2 separate regions of the Homo sapiens genome follow, and region 1 is linked to region 2. A link is an interaction called in ENCODE POLR2A ChIA-PET data of the cell type or tissue named here. Cell type or tissue: GM12878. All regions are shown on one strand. Links, peaks and the distances in the headings refer to the core of each region. The heading gives the core; the rest is flanking DNA.

Region 1 (5,379 bases), core at 222-5,221, 190 kb after region 2:
ATTCAAAATTGGACAGGGCTGTGACTCTTAAAGGGATAAACACTCCTTTATTGGAGCACCAGGTTTCTCCTCCATCTGAGCTGGGGGTGGAGATTTTGCTGTGCCCAGCTCCATATCCAACAAGTTCCTCAGCTCTCCTGAAGCACTGTTAGAGGAGAGAAGAGAATTGGGCCCTGACCTGAAGCCTGCATCAGTGACCAGTCCAGGCTAGTGACCCATCAAGCCCCGGGAGCCCTTGTACCTTCACTGTTCAACCTCAGCACCTGTGCCCCTTCTCTCTTTTCTCTTTATTCTGCCTTCTCATTCTCTCTCCACCTCTCCTATTTCTCCTCTCCATTCTACCCACAGCCACCCCACCCACCCACTGCCATCCTGTAGGACTTTGTGCAATGATGGAGATGTTCTGCATTTATGCTGCCCAATACAGTAGTAATGAGCCATGTGGCTATGGAGCACCTGAAATGTAGCTAGGGCAACCGAGGAACTTCATCTTTGACTTTCATTTGTTTTAATTATTTAATTATTTTATTTTATTTTATTTATTTTATTTATTTTGAGATGGAGTTTCGCTCTTGCTGCCGAGGCTGGAGTGCAATGGCGCAGTCTCGGCTCACTGCAACCTCCGCCTCTCAGGTTCAAGCGATTCTCCTGCCTCAGCCTCCCAAGTAGCTGGGATTACAGGTGTGCACCACCACACCTGGCTGATTTTTTGTATTTTTAGTAGAAATGGGGTTTCACCATGGCTGGGCTGATCTTGAACTTCTGACCTCAGGTGATTCGCCCGCCTTGGCCTCCCAGAATGCTGGGATAACAGGTGTGAGCCACTGCACCTGGCCTATTTATTTTTTGAGACAGGGTTTTTCTCTGTTGCCCAGGCTGGAGTGAAGTGGCATGATCACAGCTCACTACAGCCTCGACCTCTCTCGGCTCAAGCAAACCTCCTGCCTCAGCCTTCCAAGTAGCTGGGACTACAGGCATGCACCACCCACCCAACTAATTTTTGAAAATTTTTTGTAGAGATGGGGTCTCACTGTGTTGCCCAGGCTGGTTCCAAACTCCTGGGTTTAAGTGATCCTCCCACCTCTGCCTCACAAAGTGCTGGGATTGTAGACGTGAGCCACTGTGACCAGCTTCATTTTCATTTAAATAGCTACATGTGGCTAGCAGTTACCGCTTCTGGAGAGCACAGTGACCCTGGAGGAGCTCCAATGGGTCCCCAGGCTGCTCACTGGCCTGTTGGTCTGGATGACCACAGGCATTCATTTATTGTACATGCAACTGTTATTAAGCACCTACTGTGTACCAAGCAGAAAAAGATTATCTTGTGAAATACTTCAGTGAGCTCTCAGTCCCTTCCTTCTCTGTTTTTCCTTCCTTTCATCAGCAAATCCTGGCTGCCTGCCAAGCGCTCAGTGCTGTATGACAATGGTGCATGAACTGCAGTGAGCCTCAGGATCACTTCAGGGACCTGTTTAAAAAATGCAGAACTGGCAGTGTGCGGTGGCTCACACCTGTAATCCTAGCACTTTCGGAGGCTGAGGCGGGCAGATCATGAGGTTAGGAGATCGAGACCATCTTGGCCAACATGGTGAAACCCTGGCTGTACTAAAAACACAAAAACTAGCTGGGCATGATGGCATGCGCCTGTAATCCCAGCTACTCGGGAGGCTGAGGCAGGAGAATTGCTTGAACCAGGGAAGTGGAGGTTGCAGTGAGCCGAGATTGCGCCACTGTACTCCAGCCTGGCGACAGAGCGAGACTCTGTCTCAAAAAAAAAAAAAAAAGCAGAACCCCCTTTCCCACCCCCACCCATTAGATCTACTGAGCCAGAATCTCCAGGGCAGGCCCAGCATCAGAGCCTCCCACAGGAGAATCTATTCCCACAGGGAATACTAAACCAATGGCAGATGCTTTTCTACCAACAGCTTATACTTTAGAAGGTGTGATCAAAAAAAAAAAAAAAAAAGGCCAGTAAATGGTGAGCTCTTTTTACAAACAGCTATTCCCCAAGAACTGTCTGAAAATGCCCTAGAGAGAACTAATACCTTAAGCCTTTTTATGGTGACATCTTAAGGGAATGTCTTTGGCAGATGTTTTTCCTGCCATGGAGTCAAATAGCAGAGTGGTTAGGAACCAGGCCTGCAGGGGCAGATCTGGCCTCAGGTCCTGCCTGTGTGACCTTGACAGGGCTGATCCCTATCTGTAAAACAGAGATAATCGTCTCTGGCTTCCATGTCACAACAGTTCATTATGAGAGTGGATCACGGGGAGATCAGGACAAGTTTCAGAAAGCTGAGAACCTTAGGGTCTCAGGTACCTCAAGGCCAGGAGGGACCCAGCCCTTCAAGAGTCCCTTGAACAAAGGGCACTTAGACCCTTAAGGCTTTAGTTTGGGATGTTTTCAGCTTGGAAAATATTGTTCTAATTTTATTCCAGTCCAACTGGAATACATTTAGAACATGCATAGATCTGGTTCCAATTCAAACTGGTTCATTGGGTACTTCTTGGGTTAAAGAAAATTGACAAATAAGGAATCGGTAAAAAAAAAAATCATCATCATCATATCTGAGTTCAGGGTTGAACTTTTCAGTTGGAAAGTTGTGATTCTTTGGTTCAGTTCAAGTACCTGTTTACAAATTAACTGTACAAGCATTTATTTAGCACCTAGTTTTGTTCCAAGAATAAACCAGGTATGAGACAGTTGCAAGGAATTTCTGCTCACCTGTGGAAAGAGACAACTAAAGAATCATAATCCCCTTAACGACCAAACAAGCAAAATCCTAGGGACGCCCACTAGGGAGCAAAAGGTTCTGGGGGAGGGTGGCCAGCAGACACACAGAGGAGGGGTGATGTGTGAGCTGGGTGCCGAACAGTGAGTGAGAGGGATTTCCTGGGCAGTTAGCGGTGGGGAGGAAGGGAAGCAGGAAGGTGAGATAAGCTGTACTGTGCACGCAGTCACAGAAGAAGGGGAAGGATAGTCTAGACTGTGGGTGGCCCATGGGCTTGGAGAGGTGCTTGCGGGAGATCATGAAGACACCAAGCTCTGCCCCGGACTTGCTACTCTGTCCCCACCCCAAAAAGAGGACCACTTTTCCTGGCTGGAAAGAACCATATTTGTATTTCCTTGTGTATTTATTTGTTTCAGTAGTTTTATTGAGATATAATTCATATATCACACAATCATTCATTCAAAGTGTATAACTGAATGATTTTTAGGACAGTCAGATACATGCCACTATCACCACAGTCAATTTTAGAACATTTTCATCACTGCAAGAAATCCCATATCTGCTAGCTATCTTCCTCCCACCCAACCCCCATCACCCTCACCTCCTCCCCAGCCTGAAGCAACCACGAATCTACTTTCTGTCTGTATAGATTTTTCTATTCCGCACATTACAAATAAACGGAGTTGGCTGGGCATGGTGCTCATGCCTGTAATCCCAGCACTTTGGGAGGCTGAGGAGGGCGGATCACCTGAAGTCAGGAGTTTGAGACCAGCCTGGCCAATATGGTGAAACCCTGTCTCTACTAAAAATACAAAAATTAGCCAGGCACAGCGGCAGGTGCCTGTAATCCCAGCTACTCAGGAGGCTGAGGCAGGAGAATCGCTTGAACCTGGGTGGCGGAGATTGCAGTGAGCCGAGATCGCACCACTGCACTCCAGCTTGGACAACAGAGTGAGACTCCATCTCAAACAAAAACAAAAACAAATGAATTGAGTCTTACAATATGTTGCTTTCAACATCTGGCTTCTTTCACATAGCATGAAGTCTTCATCCATGTTAAGGCCCATCTATGTGGGAACACGTATCGGTCTGTCACCCCTTTTTATGACCAAATAATATTTTATGGTATGGATAGACCACATTTTATTTATCCACTCATCTGTGGACGGACGTTTGGGTTGTTTCCACCTCTCGGCTATCATGAACAATGCTGTGTGAACATTCACGGATGCGTTCCTGTGTAAGTCATTACTGTCATAACTCCCATGTCACAGATGAGGGTGCATGTTTTCATTCCACTGAGGAGTGGAACCGTTGGGTCACAGAGGAAATCTATATTCAACTCTGCAAGGAACGGCCAGGCTCTTTTGTATTTACATATTTACTTTGAAAAGAAGGAAATGCTGGGTGCAGTGGCTCACATCTGTAATCCCAGCACTTTGGGAGGCCGAGGCAGGTGGATCACGAGGTCAGGAGATCAAGACCATCCTGGCTAACACGGTGAAACCCCGTCTCTACTAAAAATACAAAAAATTAGCCGGGTGTGGTGGTGGGTGCCTGTAGTTCCAGCTACTCAGGAGGCTGAGGCAGGAGAATTGCTTGAACCCAGGAGGAGGAGGTTGCAGTGAGCCGAGATCACACCACTGCACTCCAGCCTGGGCGACAGAGGGAGACCGTCTCTCAAAAAAAAAAAAAAAAAAAAAAAAAAGAATAAAGAAAAAAAAGAAAAGAAGGAAATGAATGAGAAGACAGGAGTAATAATGGAAATCTGCTTGAAGCCAAGGGGCAGCCTATGTTCAGGGAAAGGAGAGGTTAGGGCCGCAATGAAATCACCATGGGTGGCATTACATCTTCCCAGAGACAGTGCCAGCTGGGAGGAGATGGGCACAAGGTCAGCACCCTTGGCCACTCACCTATGGACCGAGGGCACCTCCTTGTCACTGCCCCACCCCTCCACAAACCAAGGCCCAGGCTGGCTGTGAGTCTCCATGGAGCACAGCAAACATGTCTCTGCCCCAGCCTGCCATCTCTCCCTTCAGAGACAGTTAAAGAGTTCAAATTCCAGAGGGAAGAAACATATCCAAGGTCATGTTCATCATGGCGTATCTGGTGAGCCCCCATGACCTACAGGACTGCTCAGCATGTCCATATATTCTGTACACATAGTGCTCACTGTGGGCCAAACACTATTCTAAACCCTTTCCAAATCAAAATGCTTTAAATACTCAAAATAACTCTATGAGAGACTTCCTGTTAGGACTCCCATGTTACAGACAAGACACTGCGCCAGAAAGGGAAGCTAGCTTCCCCAAGGTTGCATGGCTCATAGTGACGACGCTGAGACTGAAGGTAGTCTGTCTGGCTTCAGCACCCACCTTATGCCACCTCAACTATTCTCCTGCAAGGGCAGTGTTGAAATTCTCATCCCACAGACAAGGACATTAAGGCCGAGGCTGATACACTTTCCCAAGGTTGCGACTAAAGCCCAGTCTCTATTCCACACCACGGCCTCCCTTTGTGGTGAGAGGGGGCAGAGATCAGCGTGCAGTGAGTCACAGCAGTTAGAAGGCGTGTGCCTTTGTCTACTGCCACCTGTTTCAGGAAGCTCTCCCTGACTGCTCCCTAGTCAGGGGGCTCCCACAGCTGCCAG
Region 2 (5,379 bases), core at 283-5,282:
TGAAATGCCAAGTGTTAGCAAGAATGTGCAACGGTTTAGCAGTTTCTTATAGAGTGAAACAAATAACATACAATCCAGCAATCTTACTCATAGGTATGTATTCAAGAGAAATGAAAACATATGTTCACACAAAAACCTGTACAACTGTTTACAGCAGCCTTCTTAATAGACCAACACTGATAAATAAAGAAATCGAGGCACGTCTGTGCAATGGAAAACTACTCAGCAATAAAAAGGAATGAATTACTGATATACAAAACAGCATGGATGCATTTGAAAAGCATTATGCTGAGTGATAGATGGCAGACACAAAAGAGTACCTAAGGTATAATTCTATTTGCAGAAAATTTTAGAAAAGGCAACTACAGTGACAGGAAGCAGATCAGTGGTTGCCTGGAAGGGTGAGGGGAAGGGTATTGGAGCAGGAGATTGAGTGTAAAAGAGCCCAAGGAAACTTTTTGGGGTAATGGAAATGGTCTGTATCATTATTGTAGTGATGGATTACATGAATGTTTACATTTTTCAAAAACATTTTTCATTGCACTGTCTACTTAAAATTTGTGAGTTTTATTATATAAAGATTATTTCTCAATAAAGCTGATTAAAACTAAGGTAACCAGTAGCATAGGGCTGTCATTAAGGACCACCAGTGGTTCAGAAGCAGGGAGAGCACAGGTTTGAGAAATCTTTCCCAGAGGGTGTGGAATCGGTGGTATGGGGGCTGTAAGGACTTGTAGGAGAGGAGGAAGGAGGGGTGTCTACACGTAGAGGGAATCAGTGTCTACAGATGAGAGCATGACACTTGGTGTGAGATTTGGTTTGTAGCTCCCACTCCACCTCTAATAATTTTAATAGTTTTTTGGTTTTTTTAATTTTTTATTGTTTTACATTTTAGTAGCTCTTTAGGATTTATAAAGAACTTTTGTATTCACTACATAATGTAAATTTGATCACGGGTCAAGCACCTAACTCTCTACACCTAGGTTTCTTTATCTGTAAATCATCTGCTCCCAGGTCTTTTGTGGAGTTCAGTTACTTCTCTTTTCCCCTATGACTGCTGTTACTAGTGTGTTAGAGGAAGGACTGAGGCATGGAGAGAGAAGTTGGCTGAGAGTTGTGAGGATTGGCAGGGCTCTCATAGGAAATGTCTGAAACTTTCAAAGACAGAACCTCCACACCCCCTCCCAGTAAGTGACCTTTCTGTGATGCGTTCCCTTTACCTTCGGAGCATTACTCTAGCACTCTGCTCCCCAGCAATGTTCAACTTCTTAAAAATCTACACCTATTTTCTGTACTTCCTCACATCCTGCTTATTTCTCAAGCGCTGCAGTCCAGCTTCCGCCTCCTCCTCCCCTCTGACAGTGGATAAAGTCACCACTGATTTGTTTCCTTGTGCCAAATCCAGTGACTTCGTTTTTTGTTTTTTTGTTGTTGTTGGGTTTTGTTTTTGTTTGTACGTTTGTTTTTGGTAAATCCTACTTTACTATTTGACAGCTTTTAACAGTGATGATTATTTCCTCCTTAAAATTGTTCTCTTGGCTTCCAGAATGTCTTTCTTTCCTAGTTCTTCTCCTACTTCTTATTTAAGTGACCCTTTCTGGCCTCTGTTCACCCTTTCGGTCTTGGTGTTTCCCACAGTTGCTTTTTTTTTTTTTTTTTTTTTTTTTTTTGAGACGGAGTCTCACTTTGTTGCCCAGGCTGGAGTGCAGCACTTGAGAATCTCAGCTCACTGCAACCTCTGCCTCCCAGGTTCAAGAATTCTCCTGCCTCAGCCTCCTGAGTAGCTGGGATTACAGGCACGTGCCACCACGCCCAGCTAGTTTTTGTATTTTTATTAGAGATGGGGTTTCACCATGTTGGTCAGGCTGGTCTGAAATTCCTGACCTCATGATCCACCCGCCTCAGCCTCCCAAAGCGCTGGGATTACAGGTGTGAGCCAGCACACCCGACCTCATACAGTTCTTTCTTACATTACACAATATCCTTGGGTGATCACCTCCACTTTTGTGATTGCAGCTGATGCAAATAGCCTAAAATTTCTCCTCCCCTCTCTTCTGAGCACCAAATTAGTATTTCTAAACTGCCCATCTGCTTCTTTCTGACCATCTCCACCTGTTGTTCCTGAGCACCTGTAGGTTTCCTAGAAGATTTGTTAAGAGCACAGATTCTAGAGCCAGCAATGCTAGCATTGACTCCTGACTCCACCACTTAGCTGTGTGCCTGGGCAAATTACTCTCTCTGGTTCAATTCCATCATCTATTTATAAAAGGGGGAGGGAGAATGGATAATGGTAGGACCTACCTCACATGGTTGTTAGATGGACAGCACCTGATATATAACTCATAACTGCTGCTACTGTTATTAATTTCTTTTTCTTCCTGAGCGCTCTCCCTCCCTTTCAACTTGTTGTATTCCTAGCATGTCAGTCACCTTATCAGCTAGCCACTGTGTTTCCCAAGTTAGAGACCTCAGTCAGCCCTGATTCCCTTCTTTCCCGCTCCATGCTGTCTCTGCCTTCCACATAGCTCCCATTTGCTTTAAGGCATCCTCATCTCTTTATTTGGATAATATGGACGTTTCCTAAAGGTTCTGTTTCTAGTCTTGTTCACTTGTCATCTCCTGTCCATCCTTTTCTCCAGGAGCAGAGGAGTCTTTCTAAAACAAGTAGAATTTTATACACTTGGCCCACATTGCTCAGGTCAGTGGTTTTCAACCTTCGGTTCTAGGAGCCCTGAAGTTCCATGGTAGAGACTCTGTGGCCACCATAGATGGCAGGGCATAGGGAGGAGGCTTAGGACATAGAGGCACAAGGAGTAATCTGCCATCCTTACTGCTGAGCCCTGCCTCCCACCTCACACCTCAATACCAAACACAGCAGTTTTGCGTTGATCACTTTCTCATATTGTAGTCCTGCTTTCATAGAACACGTCTGGCTTTCAGGATGAAGTCCAAGGTCTGAGAGAGACATGAGGCAGTTGATAAGCCATCCTCACTGCTACCCAGCCTCATTGCTGTGCTCTGCTGTGTACTCAACACTTGATGCACGTGCAGTGCTGTTTCCCCCACCCACAGGACTCGTATTTCTCTGCCCAACTCACCTTTGTGATTGCCTGATTTGCTCAGCTGACTCCTAATTGTTTCTTAAGAAGCAGTGCAGGCATCATCTCCCAAAGTGATTGCCTCTTTCTCCCTTCAGGTGCAGTTGAGCAGTCCTCACCTGTGTTCCCCTAACATTCCATGTTCACCTCCAGTCTATTTAGGCACGTCCTTTTTCACCTGACTGCGCCCTCTGGGGAGGCAGGACAGAAACTGTGTTGCTTTTGCTTTCACATTGCCTGGCACATACTAGGCGCTGGGTAAATATTTGACTCACTGTCTGTCTCAATGGCTGAGCAAGATGAAATGCAGACCTCTTAGCATGGTCCATGTGGCCTTCTTATTTGGCCCCTCTTGTCTTACCGGCTTCATTTCTTGCCACTTCTCACCCCTGTGAGTTTTCTCTATTCTTGCCTTATAAGTTATGGGTATTTCCTTGAAATCTCCCAGTGCCTTTCTAAACACTTTCCCCCTTCTGAATTACTCTTCCTCCCCGTTTGCTTTTCCAAATAGCAAGTCCTCTAACCTTCAAGGCCACAGTCAAGATAGATTTCCTCTGTGGAATGCACCTAATCTTCCCCCTGTTCTCCCACAGTGCTCTCTTCAGACCCATGGAATTCTCTGATTTCAGTATTGTAAAAATTTTTTTTTTCTCATCCCAGTAGACTTGAGTTCCTTGGGGGCGGGGAGCCATGTCTCTTTCATTATTTTGTAAGAATTAGCTTCTCACTCCGAATAGAATAAAAGTCCAGGGCTTTTGATGTGCCATAAAGCGGCCCTTCACAGTCTGGCTTCAAACTGTCTTCATTCTGGTGTCATCTCCTGCCACCATCTGTGTACCCTACACTACAGCCATTTCCACCAGCTTGTGATTTTCTCAGCGTGTTCCCGTTTGGACTGACCACACTTATTCTGTTTACATGCTGCTTTCTTTTGTGAAATGCTGTCATTGGCAGGGGCTCTGTTTTCTTCAAGATAGCATGTTCTTTTTATCAGATTTTTAAAACGTTATATAATACTTCCTGCATACACAAAAAATAGAGCAATATACCACTCTCTCATGTATGTATCCAGTGTTACCTAAGAACATTTTATATATACTGTATATGTGTCCATATATATATATATAGAGAGAGAGGGAGTACTCATGTGAGAGCTGGACTCCCTTTTTCCTCCTTCCTCAGAGAACAGTGGCTATCCTAAGTGTAGGATTTATCATTTCCATATATATTTGATGTTATTAATATATTTTATCTGTAAATGATGTGTAATATTGTTTTTCATTTTAAAAACATAAAATCAGCTTGTTCATATTTTCTAAGGATTCCTGCTTATTTTTTTACTCAACATTGTTTTTGAGATTTATTCATATTCATACATGTAGCATTAGATAATTTTAAATTGCTGTATAATATTTCCTTGTATAACTATCCCACAGTTTATTTACCCATTCTGTTCTTGATTAGTGTTTTGGCTGTTTTCATTTTTTAAATTTGTAATGAACATTCTTATGCAAAAAGAAAAACTAGTCTTTTTCAAATTTTAAAAAAGTATTCTAGCAAATAGATCCCAGCTAAGTGAATATTAAGCTAACTTAAAGATCATTTTTATTTTTAAGACTGATTTTTAAAATCAAATTTATCCATTTACATACAAACATCATATATCTTTATTCCTTATTCTGATTAGCATTAAGCTGGGGGTAAGTACGTTGAATGCAAAGCTTTAAGCAAAAGTTACTCTTTTCACTAAGCAGTTTGCAAGTCATGTCTCGTATACATTTTGCCTTAAAAATGTTAAATAAAAGCCAAAATTATAATGTTTAAATAAAACTTTGAAAGTACTTGCTATAAGATTTTAGTAAAATGCCTGTTAAATTGTATGATAGTAACAAAGGAAGTGTGAATTCTCTGTTTCTCTTCGATGGAGAGCTGAATGTGACCTCAAATGATCTATTCTTACAGAGAATTTCTTAAAGATAGCTAGAAGCAGTATCCACAGCTTCTTGGGGTATACCATTTCAACATTTGTGTCCTTAGTAGTAAAATTTTCCATTATGCTCAACCAAAATATCTCATGTTTGAATTGAAGCTCACTTCCTTGTTTGGTGTCCTACTAGCAAGCAAAACAGAGTGTTCATACTCTCTTTTAAAATCAGTAAACAAACAAACTAGCCTTTCTTCTCTAAAAGAAACAGTTTCAAGTGTTTTTTGCTCTGGTCCCTAGGACTGTTTAATAATTTTCTTAAATTGATAATGAGAGTTACTATAGATCACCTCTATT

What was found. Peaks named below come from ENCODE experiments on the same cell type or tissue, not always from the same donor. Only the 100,000 strongest peaks of a DNase experiment are listed, where the experiment ranks them.
Region 1: POLR2A ChIA-PET joins it to region 2 with 5 read pairs; 3 of 35 experiments call an interaction of 5 or more read pairs at or near these places.

What each region holds. Positions count from the first base shown.
Region 1 is chr18:48,979,963-48,985,341 of GRCh38, reverse strand. No RefSeq gene overlaps it. Among named protein-coding and RNA genes, the nearest start is that of SMAD7, 32 kb to the right of the region's middle. RefSeq lists an enhancer at 993-1,494. In GM12878, for the core only: no CTCF peak of the experiment used is centred there; no DNase peak of the experiment used is centred there; H3K27me3 peaks cover 52 bases.
Region 2 is chr18:49,167,072-49,172,450 of GRCh38, reverse strand. The region is part of intron 14 of DYM (dymeclin); the gene reads left to right. Among named protein-coding and RNA genes, the nearest start is that of MIR4744, 120 kb to the right of the region's middle. RefSeq lists an enhancer at 3,208-3,267. In GM12878, for the core only: a CTCF peak has its summit at 3,274; a DNase peak (open chromatin) is centred at 3,350; H3K4me3 peaks cover 375 bases; H3K27ac peaks cover 2,000 bases.